2 separate regions of the Homo sapiens genome follow, and region 2 is linked to region 1. The links are chromatin loops, found by intact Hi-C in ENCODE. Cell type or tissue: CD14-positive monocyte. All regions are shown on one strand. Links, peaks and the distances in the headings refer to the core of each region. The heading gives the core; the rest is flanking DNA.

Region 1 (10,601 bases), core at 1,104-9,103:
AGAGCAGTAAGATTTCTATTTTACTTTGGATTCTATTCTTGGGCATCTAGCACTAAGTTCTATCTGCTCCCAAGATTCAAATTCCTAATTGACATAATGGAATATATGAGTGCACATGTCAGGAGGCATGGAGGTAGTGTGTAAATCAAGGGGCAAAAATATAATTTAAGGCCCTCCAAAAGAAAACATAAATCAAAGGTTAGAGTTAGCAGAGAGACAGGAACTAAGCAAGGAAGCAGAAATCAGATCATGTGAATATATGGGGAAACGAGAAGCAAACGAAGGTAAAATTAGAGGAAATCTCAACACTAACAGAAAGCTCAGGGGTACAAAGTTAGAATAAGATAGAAGGAATAAGTTCTGGTGTTTCATTGCACATTTGGGTGATGATGGTTAACAGTAAGCCACTGTATATTACAAAATAGCTTAGAAGAGAGACTTTTGAAGTTTCTCACAGCAAAGAAATGATAAATATATGAGTGATGGATAAGCTAAATATCTGATTTGATCATTATAAAACATATATATGTACACATTAAATTATATATACCTCATAAATATGTACAATTACAATGTGCAATATAAAAAAGAAAGAAGAAAAAGAAGCTCAGGTAAGTGGTCAGTAGCCAGGAGATCCATCTGCATAGAATGCTAAGGTAGTGTGGTCTCCAAACAGATAGGGTGCATCAGATGCAAAAATTATCTATTCCCAGGCATTCAGCTGTCCTACTCCAATGCTTCTTAGCTCTTTTCTGCTGAGCTTGATCCAAGCATCTAACCTGGGAGGTAAGTGGGAAGGAAGACATATGAGTAGGAAATAAGAACAGATCATGTATTTACAGCTACTACTTATAAATTCAGATATGGATGAGAAGGGAAGAGCGATGTGGAAATGGGGGGAAACCATTCTGAAGGACTTCAGTCAGGCACTATGTCCTTGGGGAAGACATCCTGGAATCCCTTGCGTAGGCTGGAGCCCCTCCTGCTGCTCTCACAGACTCCTTCTCTTCCACCTGCCATGACATCTACCACACCCAGTGGTGACTATCCATCTCCCATCCAGGCTGCAGCCACCTTGAAAACAAGCATGATGGCTTATTCACTTTTACATGCCCTATCTACAGCAGTTTTGCAACAAGGGCTTATCAAATGTCAACAATTACCTTTATCTTATCAAACCACAAGTTCCTTATAGACAGGAAGTACACTTTTATGATACTTCATAAGGATGATATTTCAGTTGATAAAGAAGATGAAGTAATGGCCTTTGTCCTCTTATGACTCATTCAAGCAATATCTAAGACCTTAGGTGTCTACAGTCATGCCAAAGAACTCCTCTTCTTGACACTAGAAGCATATTCCTCTTACTGACTATTTCTCAAAAAGTGCTTGTCTGTGTTTGAGACTAAGTTTCAAGAATTTGAGTCTTTTAAATGCATTCCTCTCAGCTCTGTTTTCTATAATGGGCTCTTGGTAGTTTTTCAAAGAGGTAATATCACATGGTGATTAAGAGGTTGGACTGATGAAACACATTACCAGAGTTGTAGCCCAGCTCCTTCTCTTATCATCTGGTGACCCAGGGCAAGTTACATAACCTATCCGTGCCTCTGTTTTTCCATCTGTAAATGGGAATCAAGGTGGTTTTGAGGATTATCTACAATACTGGCAATTTTTATAAGTACTGGAAACAGTGCCTGGCACATAGTAAGCTATATACGTTATACAAAAATTAGCTATTATATTTTGCTTCACCAGATGCCAACTGATTACTTTGATCAACAACTATAATATCCACAATATATTGGGGTCCCACCTCAAAACATTACTGCTCTAGCCCAAATTTTGGTAAGAGGGCATTTTGTTGTAAAAATAAGTAAATATGCTTAAAATGGGGGAAAACAAGCACATGTTAATATTTCTTCATTTGTCATGAAAATAAACCATAATAAACTTCCTGAATTTATCATACAAAATTCCAAGGATTTATCTGAAGAAACTAAAATTGAGGAAGGTATGTATCTTTTTGCCTTAATCATTTCCTAAGAAGTTACTAAACCTGAGGTCATTATTATTTATACAGGAAGAGAATCTCTTATACTTCTGGAAAATTTCAAAACATGGCCAACATGTTTTCTGATCATCACCACTTCCTGTGGTGGGGTTTAAAAACCATGCCAACTTTCATAACTGCTGAGATTTACAGAGTAAAGTCTCATTTGATAATCTTGCAAAATGGATAGGCAGAATTTCTCTTCCTTTTCTAAATGCCACATATGCCAGCTTTGCAGAGAGTTAAAAAAAAAAATTCCAACCAGCTCCAAGCCGGCTTCACGCAGGAGTACACACTATTCCTCAGCTCTGTCTCCAGCGTAGCCTGGGAAATCCCTCTTGCCTCATGATGTCTCCTAGATCTAGTTATTCCAGCCTGGAATCCCTCATACTAAAGGAAGAAAGGGTTTTCACTCCAGTCTCCTAGGTTCTGGCTAGTATCTCTGGTATCTAAATAATAAAAAATAGGAAAGAATTAATTCAAAAAATAAAATGTTCATTTGTCTAAAATAACAAAGGACTAAGATATAATTTCAAATGATTGTGAATAACTTTCTCAGAATTAGCCATTTTCAAAGATTTTGTAAATAAAATAAAATAACACATGGTACTAAAATCATGCTTGAACATAACTTGATTTTTCAAAGATGTGTGCTCTGCTTTATGATCGTCTCCAGAAAGAGCAGTCCTGGTTTAATAGGATCAGAATGTGTAGCCTATGGAGCCAGAATTAAATGGTTCAAAGCGTCCTTCCAAAGTTGCTTTTTAAATAAATCCTTGCTTATTTGTTTATTTTTAGCTTGCCATTTGTCACAAGTTGAGGGGGAAAACAAATTCCACTTATTTAAGATTTTTATTTTTTTCTGATTTTGTTTACATTGCTCATCCTGGCCTTTAAAAAATATCTTTTAAATTTTATCTGGCTCATTTTGACCTATTTATATCATGTGCTTATCCCCCATTTATAGCTGTGTTAATAGGCATAGACAAGCCAGTAGTATCTCCTTTGTAAAATAGCAAAAATAACTGCTTTTTTTTTTAGTCCAACCAGCTCACACTATTAGACATATAGAGCACATTTGAGTCAAAGTCCTCTTCCTCAGAAACCCTGTTGTTACCATGGGAAAACTGTAAAAATGCTCAAATGTGGGCATGTTATAATTAGAACCAAACGTGGGCTTTATGGGACCTGTCATGATGTTTCTAGGAAGCTAGTTCTGCGTTGGCTTCATAAGACATCCTTTTCCTACAGTCATGACTCACTCCTCCTTCTCCTCACTCACCCCCACTTGTTCTGGGGTGGAAGAATGCCCAAATGCTCCAGAGACAGATGCGTAGGCGGATGTCCAGTCCACTAACGAGAACACACTTCTAGGCATTGTGGAAGTGGGACAAAGGGTTTTGCTGGGCATATTCAGAGCCAACAATGTGATGGTTATATGTTTATCACACATGGAGAGACTCATTTCTTTGGCAACCAACCCTAGCCTACTCACTAATCCACCCAACCCCTCCCATCCCTCCCTCCTTTCTTCCTTTCAGGAAAGCGTGTGCAAGTTCTCCGCAAAATGATGAATCTCTGCTCCTCAGGGGAATGTACGAATCAGAAAAGCTTTTAAAAAGGAAAGAGGAACCAAAGCCTTTGCATAAGTAGGCCAGCTGCAGAGCCTTAAGAGAGAAGGGAGGGGAGAAATCTCCTTGCGGCCATGGCCCCAAACCTCCCGGCTGCCACTTGTCTCCATTGTCTTCCCACAACCCCAAACAAGTCAGCCCACACCTCCGTGACTGCACCCGCTGTCATTTTCAGGAAAAGAGATTTTCTGAGCCCATCTTGGCATTTCTGTGAAATCACAGAAATAATTCATTGAATCACAGAACTGAAAGAGATGATCTAATCACTTTTATTTTTAAGATGATGAGAATGCCACCAGGGGAGTTTCACTGACCTGTCCATGCTCGCACAGATCTGGAAACACAGAGCCAGAACTAGAGTCCGGATCTCCTTGTCCTACTCTTTCGTCTTTCTCACATGGGCTTGTAAAAGCAAATCGTTCTGTAGATACACTCTTTTCGCCTCAGTTCCCTGGCTAGGTTTCCTTTAAAGCTTGCTTCTTCTTCGCCTGGTGTGACGTATAACGGGCATACAGATGAGCTGAGGCTGATTATAAAGACTCATCTGTAGTAACTGTTAAAAATGGAGATTCCCAGGCCTTTCCCTGGGAGATTCTGGAATAAGGCTAAGGAATTGTTTAACCAGTTTCCTGCATGTGTTTTATGATAAAGCCAGTTGAGGGAATAATGTAGTAGAGGGACGCTGGAAAAAAAAAAAAAAAAAAAAGTATGTTTGACAGGCAGCGTGTCCCAATAAGAATAGAACAAGGGCATGGAGAGGACCAGGAATTTTGCCTTCTAGCTGCTTTTTCAGTGGGTTAACCACTAGACCACACTTCCTCTCTAGGAGAGGCAAGGGATTAAAATCAAAGGTTTGCCACTGATTCATGCTGCCTGCTAATGCTGCTTATTGCGCCATGCTGTGACCCTAAGCTCTCTGGCTTGGAAACAGATGTGGGGAGTGAGAGGCCTGAGGTACTGGGGGATGGAGGAGGCGGGGGAAGGCAGACGGCCAGGGAAAGAACTTCCTCTGCTGCAAAATTTCAGGCAGGAGTGGAAGTCAGTCTAAATTGTTACCATGCAGATCTGGAATCATTTTTGCAATCTCCTGGCTCCAATTCCAGGTTTGTGCATTCTGCAACAAGAACTGAAAACTTGTTAATTAATGCTCCTCGCCTGACTTTTGCCTCTGCCCTCGTCTGAATACATATTAATATTACACGTTTAGCTTGACAGTCATTTCATTAGGCAAGAGAGTTTGGTTACCCTCCTACTCTTGCCCCATTCTCTCCCCCGTGCACACTTTAAAAGGAAGTACAGAAGAGTTAAGCAATTTGACCAAGGTTACGCTGATCTCAATATTGTAGTAGTTTGAGTAAAAGTGTAACCGAGACATTTTCAACTAAGCTTTTCAGACTGCCTTCAATATATTCTTATCATTAGGCAACTGAAAAAATGTTTTGGATTTATTTTCTCCTATGTGATGAGTACATGACATGTCCTTGGGCCTGTAGTTTACCACGTCAATGTTTATCAAAAACATGTAGGCTTTGAGTGTTAAATATCAATTCTAGAAATAGTTTTTGTACCTTCTCTGCTCATCTGGAAGTTCCATGAAGGCAGGGTGGGAATTTCAGCCTTGGTTGTCACTAGATACTGCACATGCGGTAGTGCTTAATGGCCAGGGGGTATAAGAGCTGGATTTTAGGTCTGTAGGAACTAGAGTTCTCAGATTTAACAAAGAAAAAAGCAGGATGGCCAGTTTAATTTGAATTTTGGGTTTTAAAAATGTTAATATGAGCAAGTCTCATGCAATGTTTGGTAGATACTCATATTCAACAATCATTGGGTTGAAAAAATATGATAAGTTTAGTGTAGCTGGAGCATCTAGTCTGTGTGTATTTAGCAAGGGGGCAGGGTTGATCAACATCAAGAGGTAAGGTTTGAAGTTTTTATTGGGGGAGCCTTGTGAAGTGCCTTTATGCCATGCATATGTTGGTGGAGAGAGGAGCCAGCAAGAATTTTTCAGCTGAGTGGTATGATCATTGCTGTTTTTGAAAGATAATTCTGTGGCAGATTGGAGTGGGTAGAAATTGTAGGCAGGGGGACCAATTAGGAGGTTATTGAAATAGCCTGGGCAAGGAAGGATGAACTTATTTCAACTAAGGCAGTGGTGGTGGAAATAGTGAGAGAAATTACAGGGACATGTAGGTGATAGAATCAACAAACCTTGTTGATTGATTGCCTAAGGACAGTAACATAGAGGATGGAGTTAACATAGTGTAAATCTCCAGACAAACAATAGGCATTGTTTTTAATCTAATTGTCTATCTGTAGAATGGGCTGACAATACTGACTCTACTTACTTCATTAGGCTATTGTGAAGACCAATTAAGATCATTTACGTGAAAGTGTTTTTTGACTATAAAGTGCTATAAAATACACCGTTGTTAAGAGTATATGCATCTATCTCAGTAGACACTGAACTCTTTCAGGACAAAGATTACATTTTGTTCATCTTTGGTACCCCCAGCACCTAGCACACTGCCTTGAATGTATAGATCACCAACACATTTGGAGCATCAAACCAAATTTGAAATTCTACCCTGAAAAACCAAAGTAATAAACACAGTTTTTCAATGGATCTGGCTTGGTGAAACCTTCAACAAAATCAGGGCTACAAATTCCAGGAGAAATGCCCACTTAAGGAATGCTGATGCTGAAGACAATCTCTTTCTCTTTGTTCACAGACACACTAAACACTGACGGCCATCTTAGCTGCTCATCTAGCTTTCCCTCTTTGTATCCCTCCCATTATAAATTATTTAAAATCCTAAAGAAATAATCACTTATCAAGAGGTCAGGAGATCGAGACCATCCTGGCTAGCATGGTGAAATCCCATCTCTACTAAAAACACAAAAAAATTAGGTTAGCGTGGTGGCACACACCTGTAGTCCCAACTACTTGGGAGGCTGAGGCAGGAGAATCGCTTGAACTGTGTCTGAAAAAAAAAAAAAAATCACCTGACCTGTTTTAGATATCACCCTGGTAGTGTCTGGTAAGTCCCACTAGACTCTTGAGCTTAGCTTAGTTTAGGTGAGGAATACTCTGTCCTTTATCTCTGTATTTCTGTATCTACCACCAAGCCTACTCTGTGGTTGGTGCTCAATAATAATCTTATAAATAAAAAAAGATAATAATTTGCAAATTAAATACCACTCAAACTTTGAATATGTCCAAGTCTCTATTTTCAACCAAGCAAAAAACTTGTGAATTGTATTGCAAAATATAGGTACCACATTTTCAAATAATTTCATTGGAATTTTATCCTCTCATAATAAATTTATCTCTCTTGATCATTTTTCTTTTCTTTCCTTTTTCTTGTTGATTCTGTTTGCCATTTCTTACAATATTTTGATTCTAAGGATTTTTTTATACTTCCCTGTAACTTTTTTTATTCTATGTATAATCAAAACAATATCCAGAGAGACTGCCAAAAGCAGTCTTCCACTTCCATCAACTGGAAATTATTATATATGGGTATCATTATTATTATTATTGTTTATGGTTATCATTTATTGAGCACATATCATGGGACAATTATTATACTAGACGCTTTAGCTATATTATTTAATTTAAACATTAAGCAGTCATAAAACAGCTCCTACTACCCCCTTTTTATATATAAAAACCTGAGGCTTTAAAAATGTTAAGTAAGTTATTTCAGGTCAAAGAGTTTAAAGGTGACAGAGACAGTATTTAAGCCAGGCCTCACTGATTCTACAGTCATTTTCTCACTACTCAACCAATTACTCTCAAATTCTATCAGGCATCAGAGTCTCCTGGAGAGTTTTTTAAACTACAGATGGCTGTGTCTCCCCTCCAGAGTTTCTGATTCAGTCAAGCTGGATGGGACATAATTTATAGCGCTAACAAGTTCAACCAGGTGATGCTGATGCTGCTGATCCAGGGATCACACTTTAAGAATCAACAGACTAAACAGTACTGCCTAATATTGGCTCATTATTGATCACTAGTTCTATGACATAGACCTGAGCAGCGAGGATACAAAGATAAGTGAGGCACCAGACTGGGCAACGTAAGGAGAGTCCATCTCTACAAAAAAAATTTAAAAATTAGCCTGGTGTTGTGACGCATGTCTGTAGTTCATGCTAGTTGGGAGGCTGAGGCAGGAGGATTGCCTGAGCCCAAGAATTATAATTGCCCATTGCACTCCAGCCTGGGCAACAGAGCAAGACCCAGTCTCAAAAATAAATAAATAAATAAATAAGACGAGTGAAGCAGTTGTTTCTGCCCAAGAAGTTCCTACACACTCTGCTCATCTGGCTCATTGCAAAAAGTTCCTCAAGACTGCAACTTTTCAGATCAGCCACCCTCACAAGAACAGTTGCCTAGCAATGGCTGTTTTCACCAATGAGTTAACATCAGCTCCTGCAGCAGGTCCCTGTGGCCAATGACGTTTGTTTCAAAGCAGCTTATGTGTACTTCTTCTTTTTGCCTTTAAGAGTTTTTCCTTATCCCAGCCTCTCCAGACATGCCTATGATTTGTCATAACATGAGTTTTAACCCCCTGTTTATTCCCAATTGAATTCATTTCTATCGATAGGAATTCTCTCTGTTGTTATCTTAGATTGACACATATGAGTAAACAGAATATCAATAATATAAACATAGTAAGTTCTATGGAGCCATATGCAAGGGTGCTATGAAAACACTGAGTGGCAAGGTAGGAGGCAGCCAAAGAAGCCATGCTACCCAAAAGTAATCCTTAAACTGAATATTAAAGAATGATCAAGAGCTAGGGAAAGAGGAAAAAGGGAGAGGGTATTTTCCTTAATGGAAACAACATATGCAGAAACACAAAGACATTACATTTTTGGTGTACCAAGAAAACTACAAGTATTTTATTATGACTGGCACATAAGCAGTTGCAGAATATTAGAGAAAGTCTTACATGTGACCCTGAGTTTGAATTTTATACTTGAAGAAAGACCAGCCTTTTTTGTTGTATGGAGACTCCAGATGTGGGAACTAGAGTTACAGTAAGAAACGGGGGAATCAAGAGGGCATTTGAGTATCATAATTATCTGTGAGAAGGTCAATAAAAATTGATGAACCTCTAGCCAAATTGAGGATAAAAAGACAGAAGACAAAAATTACTGATAGTAGGATTGAGAGAGGGTATATCACTACAGATTGTACAGATATTAAAAGGGAAATGAGGAAATATTAGAATAATTTTAAGCCAATAAATTTGACTACTTAAATGAACTAGATATGTTCTTTGAAATACATACGCTAAAGCTCACTCAAGAGAAATAGATAAGCTGAATAGTCCTACATTTATTAAAGCACTTATATTTGTAGCTAAAAGCCTTTCCATAAAGAAAACGCTAAGCCAAGATCATTGGGGAATTCTACCAAATACTTAATAAAAAAAAAACTAATTCTATATAAAATCTTCCAGAAAATTGAAGATGAAATACTTCCCAATTTATTCTATAAGACCAGCATTGCCCTGATACCAAAATGAGGTAAAAGCATAAAGAAAACTACTCTCGATAATTCTCATTGGCACAAAATTAAGAAGATTGTATAAAATCAAGTCCAGCAATATATTTCAAATAATACATCCCAGGAATGCAAGCTTGGTTTAACGTCTGAAAATCAATCAATGTGATTAACCCTATAAACAGAATTTTTTAAAAGACTGCTCCAATACATCTATAAAAGCACTTAATAAACTCCAAAACACATACTTAATTAAAACTTTCAGAAAACTAGGTGTATTCATTTGTTCTTGCATTTTTATATAGAAATACCTGAGCCTGGGTAATTTATAAAGAAAAGAGGTTTAATTGGCTCACAGATCCACAGGCTGTACAGGAAGCATGATGCTGGCATTTGCTCAGCTTCTGGAGAGGCCTCAGGAAACTTTCAATCATGGCAGAAGGTCAAGGAAAAGTAGGCACATTTTACATGGCCAGAGCAGGAACAAGAGAGAGAAAGTGAGAAGTTGCTGCACACTTTTAAACAACCAGATGTCACAATAATTCACTCACTGTCATGAGAATAGCACCAAAGGGATGGTACTAAGTCATTCAAGGACCACCCCCATGATCCAATTACCTCCCATCAGGCCCCACCTCCAACATTACGGATTACAATTCAACATGAGATTTGGGTGGAGATACAGTTCGAAACCATATCACTAGGAATAGAGGAAATATTCCCAACCTGAAAGGGCAACTATGAAAAGTATATAGCTAACATACTTAATAGTATGAAATTGAATGCTTTTCCCCTAAGATAAGGAACAAAGCAAAAATGTCCATTCTTACCATTGCTATTCAATATTATACTGGAGTTTCTAGTCAGTACAATAAAGCAAGGAGAAAACACACATCCAGATTGGAAGGAAAGAAAGAACACTGTTTTCATTAATGCACAACATGATTACCTATAAAGAAAATCCCACAAAATCTACAGAAACACAACTAACACTAACAGGTAATTTTAGAAAAATTGCAGCATACAAGATCAAAATAAACAATGTCTGCTCCTTGGAACACACTGTTAAGATGTAAAGAAGAGTCACAGACTGGAATAAAATATTTGTTTCTTTTTTTATTTTTATTTTTTAAATTTTATTATTATACTTTAAGTTTTAGGGTACATGTGCACAATGTGCAGGTTAGTTACATATGTATACATGTGACACGCTGGTGTGCTGCACCCATTAATTCGTCATTTAGCATTAGGTATATCTCCTAAAGCTATCCCTGCCCCCTCTCCCCACCCCACAACAGTCCCCAGAGTGTGATGTTCCCCGTCCCGTGTCCATGTGTGCTCGTTGTTCAATTCCCACCTATGAGTGAGAATATGCGGTGTTTGGTTTTTTGTTCTTGCGATAGTTTAC
Region 2 (10,601 bases), core at 1,631-9,630, 110 kb before region 1:
CTGTCAAAAGTTACCTACAGAACTCATCCAGAAGCCACCCACAAAGATGTTGCTAAGATCACAAAGAAGCCACCTTTCCAGGAAGCTGCCTGTGGCTAGTACCACTTAAACTTGCCAGGGGTCATCTCCACTGGGTATCCTGTATAGGCAGGCCAAGCACCACAGGAAGGAGGGAAAAGGACAGCTAAAGCAGGAAAAGAAGTCCCTCCCCCCCTCTAGTGTTCCTCTATTGCCATCTACTAAAAAACTTGACATGGTGCCAAGAGGTAAAGAAGAAATGCTTACGAGATCCATCTTGGCTATCAAGCACAACATTAAAGGGTGGATTTGGAGCTGAGAGACAGTAATTCAATAACAGCCACACTCTTGTCATCAGTGATGTGATAGGAGCTCTAATCTCAGCTCTGCTAATGTGCTAACACCTAGGGACTTCTTAAACAGATGATTCCCTGCATGTCACCTTAGTATTGCTTCACTTTTCTTAATCCAGTCTATGGAACATTTTGAGTTTGATAGACCCAATGAGCCACTCTATTACTTCAACATGTGATAATTTAAAATAGCAAATAATTTTTTCTATTTTATTTTTCCTGATACCAATCACTAAGATAATCTGGATTCAATTTATACTGTTACTATAGCAAATTATCATAAATTTAGTGACTTAAAACTATATACAAATTTATTTTCCTACAGCTCTGGAGGTCAGAAATCAAAAATGGGTCTGCTGGGCTGCATTCCTTCTGCAGGCTCTAGGGAAGAATCTGTTTCTATTTTTAGCTTCTAAAGGTGAACTGCATTTCTTGGCTCATGACTCCTTCTTTCATCTCCAAAGCTAGCAGTGTATCATCTTCTCTGCTCTCTGACCCCTGCTTCTGTCCTCACATTATCTGACTTTGTTCATTTTGCCTCCCTCTAAGGACTGTTGCAATTACATTGGGTCCATGAGGATCATCTAGAATAATTCCCTCACCTCAAGATAGTTAATTTAATCATACCTGCAAAATATTTTTTTGCCATGTAAGGTAATATATTCATAGGTTCTGGATACTAAGGCATAGATATCTTTGGGAGGCCATTATTCTTTCTATCATATACTCCTTCCTAAAATTAAAGTCTCTTGGATATTACCTAGTTTTGCTTCGTGTACATTTTGTCATTTAAAAGAATTTCAAAACCTCCCTGCTCTGACCCTGGCTTTCAAGACACCAAGATACGATCGATTACAAACACTTGATTTCCCTTCAGCTCCCCATTCTTAATTTCAAGAAAATTTTGTTTCCTCAACTTTAACCCTCCTTCTAATTTCTTCAAAAATAAAATAGAAATACTTTAGCTTATGAATTTGCTAGAACTAATGACATAAGCTTCCTGCAAACCATTAGGTATACCAATCTCTCTGTAGCTACTTCAATTGTCTTCCAAGAGTTAGAGGGATTTCTGAATTGATAGAGAGAGGTGAAAATGGCATTCAGTGCGTGTGTGCACACATGTTCTACCCCCGCAAGTTCTACCCCACAAGACTAAAATTGTTTAATGTGTTTCCCTTTCTTTCTATGTTCCCTGTACTCTCCTTCTGCCTCTCAGTATATGGCAGTAGAGAAAGTTGAATGCATAATTAATTCTAAGTCACTTAAAGATCCTAAAGGAAAAGACACTGTATTAGTCAAGGTTCTCTTAGAGGAACAGAACTAATAGGAGAAAGATTATATATATATATATATATATATATATATATATATATATATATATGAGTTTATGAAGTATTAACTTACACAATCATAAGGTCCCACAATAGGCCATCTGCAAGCTGAGGAGCAAGGAGAGCCAGTCCAAGTCCCAAAACTAAAGAACTTGGAGTCCGATGTTAGAGGACAGGAAGCATCCAGTATGAGAAAGATGTAGACTGCGAGGCTAGGCCTATCTCTCCTTTTCATGTTTTTCTGCCTGCTTTATATTTGCTGGCAGCTGATTCAATTGTGTCCACCAGATTAAGGGTGGATCTGCCTTCCGAAGCTCACTGACTCAAATGTTAATCTCTTTTGGCAACACCCTCATAGACACACCCAGGATCAATGCTTTGCATCCTTCAATCCAATCAAGTTGACAGTATTAACCATCACAGGAACTTTCCAATTAGAGGACAGAAAGTCAAATGCAACTAGGAAACAATAAGATACGAATACCCACTAACCACCATTTAATGATATTAAATTAATACCATTAAAATTGCCAAAACTCAAAACACTGACAACACCAAGTGCTAAAAGATGTGGAACAACAGGAACTGTATTCATTGCTGGTGGGAATGCAGAATGGTACAGCCATTCTGGAATATGCTTTGGCAGTTTCTTACAAAACTAAACATACCCTAATCATAAAATCTATAAATCATATTCTTTGGTATTTACCCAAAAATTTGAACACTTATGTCCACACAAAAGGTGTTTTCACAAAGATGTTTGTCACAGCATTATTCTTAACAGTCAAAGCTTGGAAGCAACCAAGATGGCGTTCAGTAGGTAAATGTATAAATAAACTATGGTACATCCAGACAATGGACTATTTATTATTCAGTGATAAAAATAAATGAGCTATCAAGTCATAAAAAGAGATGGAGGAATCTTCAACATATATTACCAAGTGAAAGAAGCCCAACTGAAAAGGCTTTTTACTATATGATTTCAACTATATGACATTCTAGAAAAAGCAAAACTATGAAGAAAGTAAAAGCATCAGTGGCTGCCCAGGGTTGGGGGAAGGAAGGGATGAATATGCAGAGCATAGAGGATTTTTAGGGCAGTGAAATTATTCTGCATGATACTGTAACAGTAGATGTGTGTCATTTTATATATCCATCCAAACCCACAGAATGTACAACACCAAGGGTTAACCCAAATGTAAACTACGGACTTCGGATGATACTGGGACGTCAATGTAGGTTCATCAGTTGTAACAAATGCACCCCTATGGTGGGGGGTGTTGATAATGGGGGAGGCTATGTGTGTATGGAGGCAGGGGCTATATGGGAAATCTCTGCACCTTCTGCTCAATGTTGCTGTGAACCTAAAACTGCTCTAAAAAATAAAGTCTATTTTTTAATGGGATTATGAAGAAATGAAAAAGGAATTTATATTAGCCCATTGCCAATAACAGTGAAAAGTGAAGATTAAGACCAGCAAGAATATTTGTGCCACTTATGAGCAATCGAAAACCTGTCAGTGTAGCCACTGTATCAGGCTCTGTGGGCAATGGGGACTCCTCATGAACTCCCAAGGTAACTTGAAAGTAAATTAACCAGCCTAAGACAGATAATCCAGTGGTCCTAAAAGATGGATGATTTGAGGGGTGCTGATTTGGTGCAAGACTAAATGGCAAAGGAGTTCAATCTCTGCTCAAACACCAGTGAATACATGAGCCATCTCAGGATCAAGCACCTACGGTAACTTCCAGAGCCGCAGAAATGAGCAGTGGTCAGTTATACTTTCAGCCTGGGCAAAGTCTAGTCCCCAAGCACAAAGGAAAGGTATATAATAAGGCCTAAGTTATAATGGAAATTATGGAATGCTCCTGCTTTAAATTTTTGGAAATATCACCCTATAATCCTCCCTTTCTGACCACTGTGTCCTCTGCCGCTTGCCTTAACACTGTCAAAAAGTTTATCTGGGTTTATTCACACCCATAACTACTAGTAGGAGAAAAGAATAAAGTTTGTTGTTGCTGTTGTTGTCATACCATAGGGGTTAGACACCCTGACCTAGGCTTTTTTTTTTCCAACTATTTAAACCTCTAAAGAACAGATTATGAACACTGGATCACAAAGACAGAGTGCAAGAAAGAGAGACACAGAATGAGAGACAGAGAGAGAGAGGATACGGCTGTATTTATATGGCCAGGGGTCTTCCACTGAAGATAGTGGACTGAGTTCAAGTTTTTTTCTTTGCATTGCTTCCACTAAAATTTCACTGACATAAAAAAATACTAATAAATATACAGCACCTGTGAAAGCAATGAAACCTTCTGCAAATGACCAGAAACTTAAGGAATTTCTGGATATTATAAAAGCATATAGAATCAAATTAATTTATAAGTTAATTGCCAAAACTTCTGCCTCCTAATACTAGTAAAGAAGGAGGGGTGATGGAGGAGTGCATAGTTTGGTTTCCTAACGGAGTTCAGAAAAGTTTAAATCTCCGAGAAGCAGGAGTGGGTCATGGAAGCATGGGAGTGCGTGGGGTCTTAGAAATATGGCAGGAGCTGGGCCAGAATCCTGCTCTGTGCAAAGCAACTCCCTAACAAAAATGGTAACCTGCCTGCCGGAGAGGAGCCAGAGAAATGGCTGTGCCTTGTTCAAATTTAGATCGGTATAATGGAAGAAAAGGAAAAGGAAAAAAGCACTCAGTGGTACAGGAAAGGCTTTTAAAGCATTGTCTTCATCATAAGAAGTTCCTGCTTCCTCAGTTGAGGGGCTCCTATTCTGTCAGTCTGCTTACCATTAAAACATCCTAGAAGAAAACACAGCTTTTAGAAGTGCCCACCTACTCACTGCATCTGAGTAAGGGTACTCAGAGGGCACCGCAGGCAGTCATCTGAAAAGCAAGGAGGCCTGCAGATATGATTTGTCTCTGTGTCCCCACCCAAGTCTTATCTCCAATTGTAGTCCCTGTATGTTGGGGGCAGGGCCTGGCGAGAGGTGATTGAATCATGAGAGTGGACTTCCCCCTTGCTGTTCTTGTGATCGTGAGCGAGCTCTCATGAGATCTGGTTGTTTGAAAGCGTGTGGCACTTCCCCCTTCACTCTCTCTCTCTCTTGCTCTGCCATGGGAAGATGTGCCTTGCTTCCCCTTTGCCTTTTGCCACAACTGTAAGTTTCATGAGGCCTCCCCAGCCATGCAGAACTATAAGTCAAACCTCTTTTCTTCATAAGTCACCCAGTCTCAGGTAGTTTTTTATAGCAGTGCGAAAATGGACTAATACACCTGCTTAGGGCTGTGTATCAGTGACATTCACAAATTCTGAAGAAACCCACACTTGATACCATCGTTAATCAAGGCAAGCCTTTACTGGTAAACAGTAATAGACAACAAAGAAGAAAGTCAACAGGCTAAGAGAAGGGCACCAACATAACTAAGCTGAAGACTTAACTCTAAGTAAAGAGCGTTAAAGCAAGAAATAGGAGACAACTTTAAGAAATTTTTAAAATTATTGTCCTCAGAGAGAGTTAAGTGGCCATTAATTAGTAAAATGAAGAAATCTGGTTTCAAAAAAGAAAGCCATTGGAGAACAAGTGCACTCTAGAAATTAAAAACATGACTTTAAAAGTAAAATTTCAGTGGGAGGCAAAATAGTAGAATGAAAATAGATTAATAAAAATTGTTGGCCTGTAAAAACAAGTAATAGAATTCTACCCAACTGGCAAAAAAAAGAGATGTAAATGATTAAAGATAAATGATATGGAAGATAGGTCTAAAAAATTCCACATATAGTAACAGGAGATGAAGAACGAAAAAAATAGAGAAAATGAATGAAAGCAATAATCAAAGAAATAATAAAGAAAATTTCCCTGATCTAAAGTTTTCTATCTTCAGATTAAAAGGGTTCAGTAAGTGAAGAGCAGTAATGTTATTTTTTTTTTTACATACAGATTTCAAAATCCAGGATTAAAATTAAAATATTTTAATTTTCCAGAGAAACACAACAATTTATGCATAAGAAATGAAAATTAGATGGGCATGGAACTTCTTACATACAACACTAGATGTTAAAAGACAATGGAGCTCTGTTTATGAAGTTATGTGGAAAAGTAGTTTAAACCTTAAATTCAATATGCAATCAAAATTATCACTAAGTATGGAGGTAAAGAATATTTTCAGATATGCAATGACTCAGATAGTATACCACCCATATATTCTGAGAGAGAAATAAAAGAGCCCCCAGAATGACTTCTGTAAAATGAAAAATAAATCATAGTGAAGAATTCAAGAAAGAGGAAGATGTGAAACTAAACCAATAAAATAGTAGTGGGCAAAGAAATCAGTAAAATCCTTGAGTCAAAATGATTGCAGATAATGTTGTGAAACTTAATGGCACTGTTAGGAAAAAGATGACTAAAATAGAAGTTAATAATATTTCTAAAACTGAAGCAATCTGGAACTAAAATTCTTAGTAATTTCAATCTCAAGTAACAAGGAAAAGGGAAGTAAAAGCTAACTAGAATATTTATTTTGCATGGATGGGATAATACAAATTCTGGTTAATTCTTCTAAGGAAAATATAGGTCAGTTTATCAGAAGTTTCAATTTTCCTTTTTTTTGTAAATAGACTTTACATTTTAGAACAGGTTTAGGTTTGTAACAAAATTGAGTTGAAAGTACAGAGAAGTCACATATTCCTCCTACCCGTTCACATTCACAACCTCCCCCACTGTCAGCATCCCCCACTAGAGTGGTACATTATACTAGAGTTCACTATTTTCTTAAGACACAGGGTCTCACTCTGTCACTCAGGCTGGAGTGCAGTGGTAAAATCATAGCTCACTGCAGCCTCAAATTCCTGGACTCAAGTGGTCCTCTCACCTCACCCTCCTGAGTAGCTGGGACTACAGGCAGTGCCACTATGTCTGGCTAATTTTTTTTTTTTTTTAATTTCATAGAGACGGGGTCTTGCCTTGTTACCTAAACTGGTCCTGTATCCCTGGCTTCAAGCAATCCTCTAGCCTCTGTCTCCCAAAGCACTAGCATTACAGGTTTGAGCCACCATGCCCAGCTGTGGTTCTATGGACTTGGACAAATGTATAATGACATGTACAGCATCAGAGGTTTTTTTTTTTGATAAATTAAATGTAATTAAAAAAATTTTTTTTTAGAGACAGGACCTTGCTCTGTCACCCAGTCTGGAGTGCAGTGACACAATCATAACTCACTGCAGCCTCAAACTCCTGGGATCAAGTGATCCTCCCACCTCAGCCTCTGGAGTAGGTAGGACTACAGATGCACCACCATACTTGGCTAATATATTTTTTTCATTTTTTTTGTATTTTCTGTAGAGATGGAGTCTCCCTGTGTTGCCCAGTCTGGTCTTGAGAGCTTCAGTTTTAAATAATAAATTGTTCTCGTCTTTCTAAATTTCAATCAAAACACAGGATGTATTTTAAAAGGGAAAAACTGTGAGGTAAAAGAATAGGGTGAGGGGAGGAAAGAAATAACTTCATAGAGAAAAATTCAATGAACCCTTGGAAGAAAATATATGGAAGTATGGTTACTGACTTGGGAAAGAAGAGAAAGGTACAATGTAACTGCACATAGAAGCCAGTCCTGAAAAGAAGCAAGCCGGCTGAAGTTATCTGCAACTCAGAAGCACTTGGTACCACCCAAGGGGAGATAAGAGGTAAGGTGGGAAAAAGGGCAGTGATTGAGACCACTACAGACACCTGGACTTGCAAAAGATAGCAATGGATACGTAATAAGCCAAGCAAATTCAAAATAATTTGGTGATGAATATGCTAATTAGCTTAATTATGGTAATCATTGCACAATTTATATGTGTATCAAAGCATCACATTAAACATCTTAAATATATATAATTTTATTTGTCAATTATACCTCAATAAAGCTGGGGGAAATTTTAAATAAAAATAAATAAATAAAAATAAGTTAACTAGTAAATTCTGAAGAAACAAAAATAATCATAGTATTGCTTTTTGGTTTAAGAGAAATAAAATTTTAGGTAAACTTTGTTGGTTTAATTTAGTAAGGTTGGTTTCAGGAAACTGTGGATGGATCAGCAATAGGAAATCTGTTAATGTATTCATGTTGTTTACTAGATTAAAAAATACAAAATGCATGGTTATTTAGGTGGATAACAAAAATGTGTTGGACAAATTTGCATTCCGGGTATTTAAAAATGTATTAGTAAACAAAAAACAATGGATACTTCCTACTTGTCAGAAACCCAAAGCAACTAAGCAGTTACCAGTACAGCACTTTTTAATGGGACATTACTATTAAAATAAGGACAGACTAAGATCCCTGACTCAGCTTTGTTTTAGAAATCATAATAAATGGAAAATATGTCTGTTTGCAGATGATATGATCATCCTTCCTAGAAAATCCAAAGCATTAATTAAGGTAGGCTAAACCACTATAACAAATGAGCACTAAGTTTCCAGTTGCTTAAAAAGAAGCTTATTTTCATTTAGATAAAGTGCTCCAGGTCTGCGTGCAGCTCTCCATGATGTAACTCAGAAACTCAGCATATTTCCACCTTGTGGCTCCACTATTCCCTGGGGACTTAATATCACATGCATAGAAGGGTGCATGTGGGGGGATTTTTTTAGAAGTGACCCCCATTGCTTGTATTCATAATCTATTATTGGACTTGGTCACATGGCCAGAGCTAACAGTCAGGGTGTTTAGTAATAAGTTTTAGCTATTTGTCCAGAAGGAAAGGGAGACTAGGTTTTGATTGACAATAGCAGTGTTCCCCACAAGAACCACTTGAAATATCCAAATGCTTATCAATATAAAAATCTAAAAAGATAAAATTTAAAAATCAGTCGTGTTTTATTACAGATTACTCAATTAAAATATACAATATTAACTTTTTAATTTTTTTAATTCAATGTAGCAAAAAACTATAACATCTTTGGAAGGTAGTTCGACAGTTTCTTTTTTTTTTTTTTTTGAGATGGAGTCTCACCCTGTCACCAGGCTGGAGTGCAGCGGCCCGATCTCAGCTCACTGCAACCTCCACCTCCTGGGTTCAAGCAATTCTCCTGCCTCAGCCTCCTGAGTAGCTGGGACTACAGGCAAGCGCCACCAAGTCCAGCTAATTTTTTTGTATTTTTAGTAGAGATAGGGTTTCACCATGTTGGCCAGGATGGTCTCGATCTCCTGACCTCATGATCTACCCGTGTTGGCCTCCCAAAGTGCTGGGATTACAGGCGTGAGCCATCACACCCGGCCAGTTTCTTACAAAACTAATCATACGCTTATCATACCATTCAGCAGTCGTATTTCTTAGTATTTACCCAAAGGAGCTGAAAACGATGTCCACACAAAAACCTGCACACGAATTTATTTTTAATTACCAAAATTTGGAAGCAACCAAGATGGCTTTCAGTAGGTAAATGGATAAACTCTGGCACATCCAGACAGTGGAATATTATTCAGTGCAAAGAAGAAATGCAAGCCAAGAAAAGACATGGAGGAAACCTAAATGTATATCACTAAGTGAAAGGAGCCAATTTGAAAAGGCTATATATGATATTATTCCAACTACATGACATTCTGGAAAATATAAAACTATGGAAAAGTTAAAAAAATCTCAGTAGTTGCCAGGGGTTTGACGGGGAGAAGAGAGGACTAGGCAGAGCACAGAGGATTTTTAGGGCACTGAAAATACTCTATATGATACTATAGTGGTGGCTACATGTCATTATACATTTGTCCAGACCCACAGAATGTACAACACCAAGAGTGAACCCTAATGTAAATCCATAGTTTTATGGGGTTTGGGTGATAATGATGTGTCAATGTAGTTCATCAATTGTAACAAATGTACCACTTTGGTGGGAGATGTTGATAATGGGGGAGGTTATGCATATGTGGAGGCAGGGGTATATGGGAAATCTCTATACCTTCCTCTCAATTTTGTTGTAAATGTAAAACTGCCCTTTTAAAATCTTTAATAAAATAACTATGATATTTTAGAAATAAACAACAAATAATATATAAAATCAATATAAAGAAAGTATGAAACTATATTAGATACAAATAGATTTGAATAATATAATTATTCTATTTCCTCTTGAAAACACTCAATTGTATAAAATAACCAATTCATTTTAAATTACTGTATAAGTTCCATGCAATCCCAATAAAAATCCCAGTGGCTTTAGTTGATGCTCTTTGAAACTTGAGTCTAAAGATCATCTGGAAATGTAATGTGCAAAAAGAATAAGAAAAATTTGGGAAACAAAATTTTTACATCTCAAGCTTTACAACAGTAATCGAAGCAGTGTGGCACAGTAACAAAAATAGACAAATTGATCATGATACAAAATAGAGTCCAGAAGCAGACATATATATTGTCAGTTAGTGATAAACCACCTCACAACATAGTAGCTTAAAATACAAGAATATTTCACTCCTGAATCTGCAATCTTAGCAGGGATGACTAGTCTCTGCTCCATATGAGCCCTGGGGGCTCTAACAGGTAGAGCTGGCCAGACATCTCTCTCTTTGTTAGTCTTCAGACCTCTCAATATGTTTTCTTATATGATCTTTTTAGCATAGCAACCTCAGAGTAGTTTGACCTCTTACATGCTGATCAGAGATCCAAGAATGTTTTAAAGGTAAACATTCTAAGAGGACTGGGATGAAGTTGCAGGCATTTTATGACCTAGCCTCAGTCATTTCTGACACTTTTCAATGGTCAAGCAGACCACTATGGCCAATCCGATTTAAGTGGAGAGGAATTAGGTCCCATCTCTCAATGCGAGGAGTAGCAAAGAGTTTGTGTTAATTTACTACATATGAGAATGCAAGGTGACAATTGGCAAAGCATTTGGCGGATGAAGGAGAGAAAAGATTGATCTCTAC

The links. Peaks named below come from ENCODE experiments on the same cell type or tissue, not always from the same donor. Only the 100,000 strongest peaks of a DNase experiment are listed, where the experiment ranks them.
Region 2: it touches region 1 in a loop (2.2-fold over the local background); 2 of 110 quality-filtered maps call a loop at or near these places.

Annotation. Positions count from the first base shown.
Region 1 is chr15:38,126,348-38,136,948 of GRCh38, forward strand. No RefSeq gene overlaps it. Among named protein-coding and RNA genes, the nearest start is that of LINC01852, 59 kb to the left of the region's middle. RefSeq lists enhancers at 3,665-3,714, 3,845-3,974. In CD14-positive monocyte, for the core only: no CTCF peak of the experiment used is centred there; DNase peaks (open chromatin) are centred at 3,344, 4,564, 4,954, 8,094 and 2 weaker places; H3K4me3 peaks cover 4,113 bases; H3K27ac peaks cover 4,113 bases; H3K27me3 peaks cover 321 bases.
Region 2 is chr15:38,013,147-38,023,747 of GRCh38, forward strand. It overlaps a transcript of TMCO5A not described here. Among named protein-coding and RNA genes, the nearest start is that of LINC02345, 22 kb to the right of the region's middle. In CD14-positive monocyte, for the core only: no CTCF peak of the experiment used is centred there; DNase peaks (open chromatin) are centred at 4,755 and 6,075; H3K4me3 peaks cover 366 bases; H3K27ac peaks cover 2,699 bases.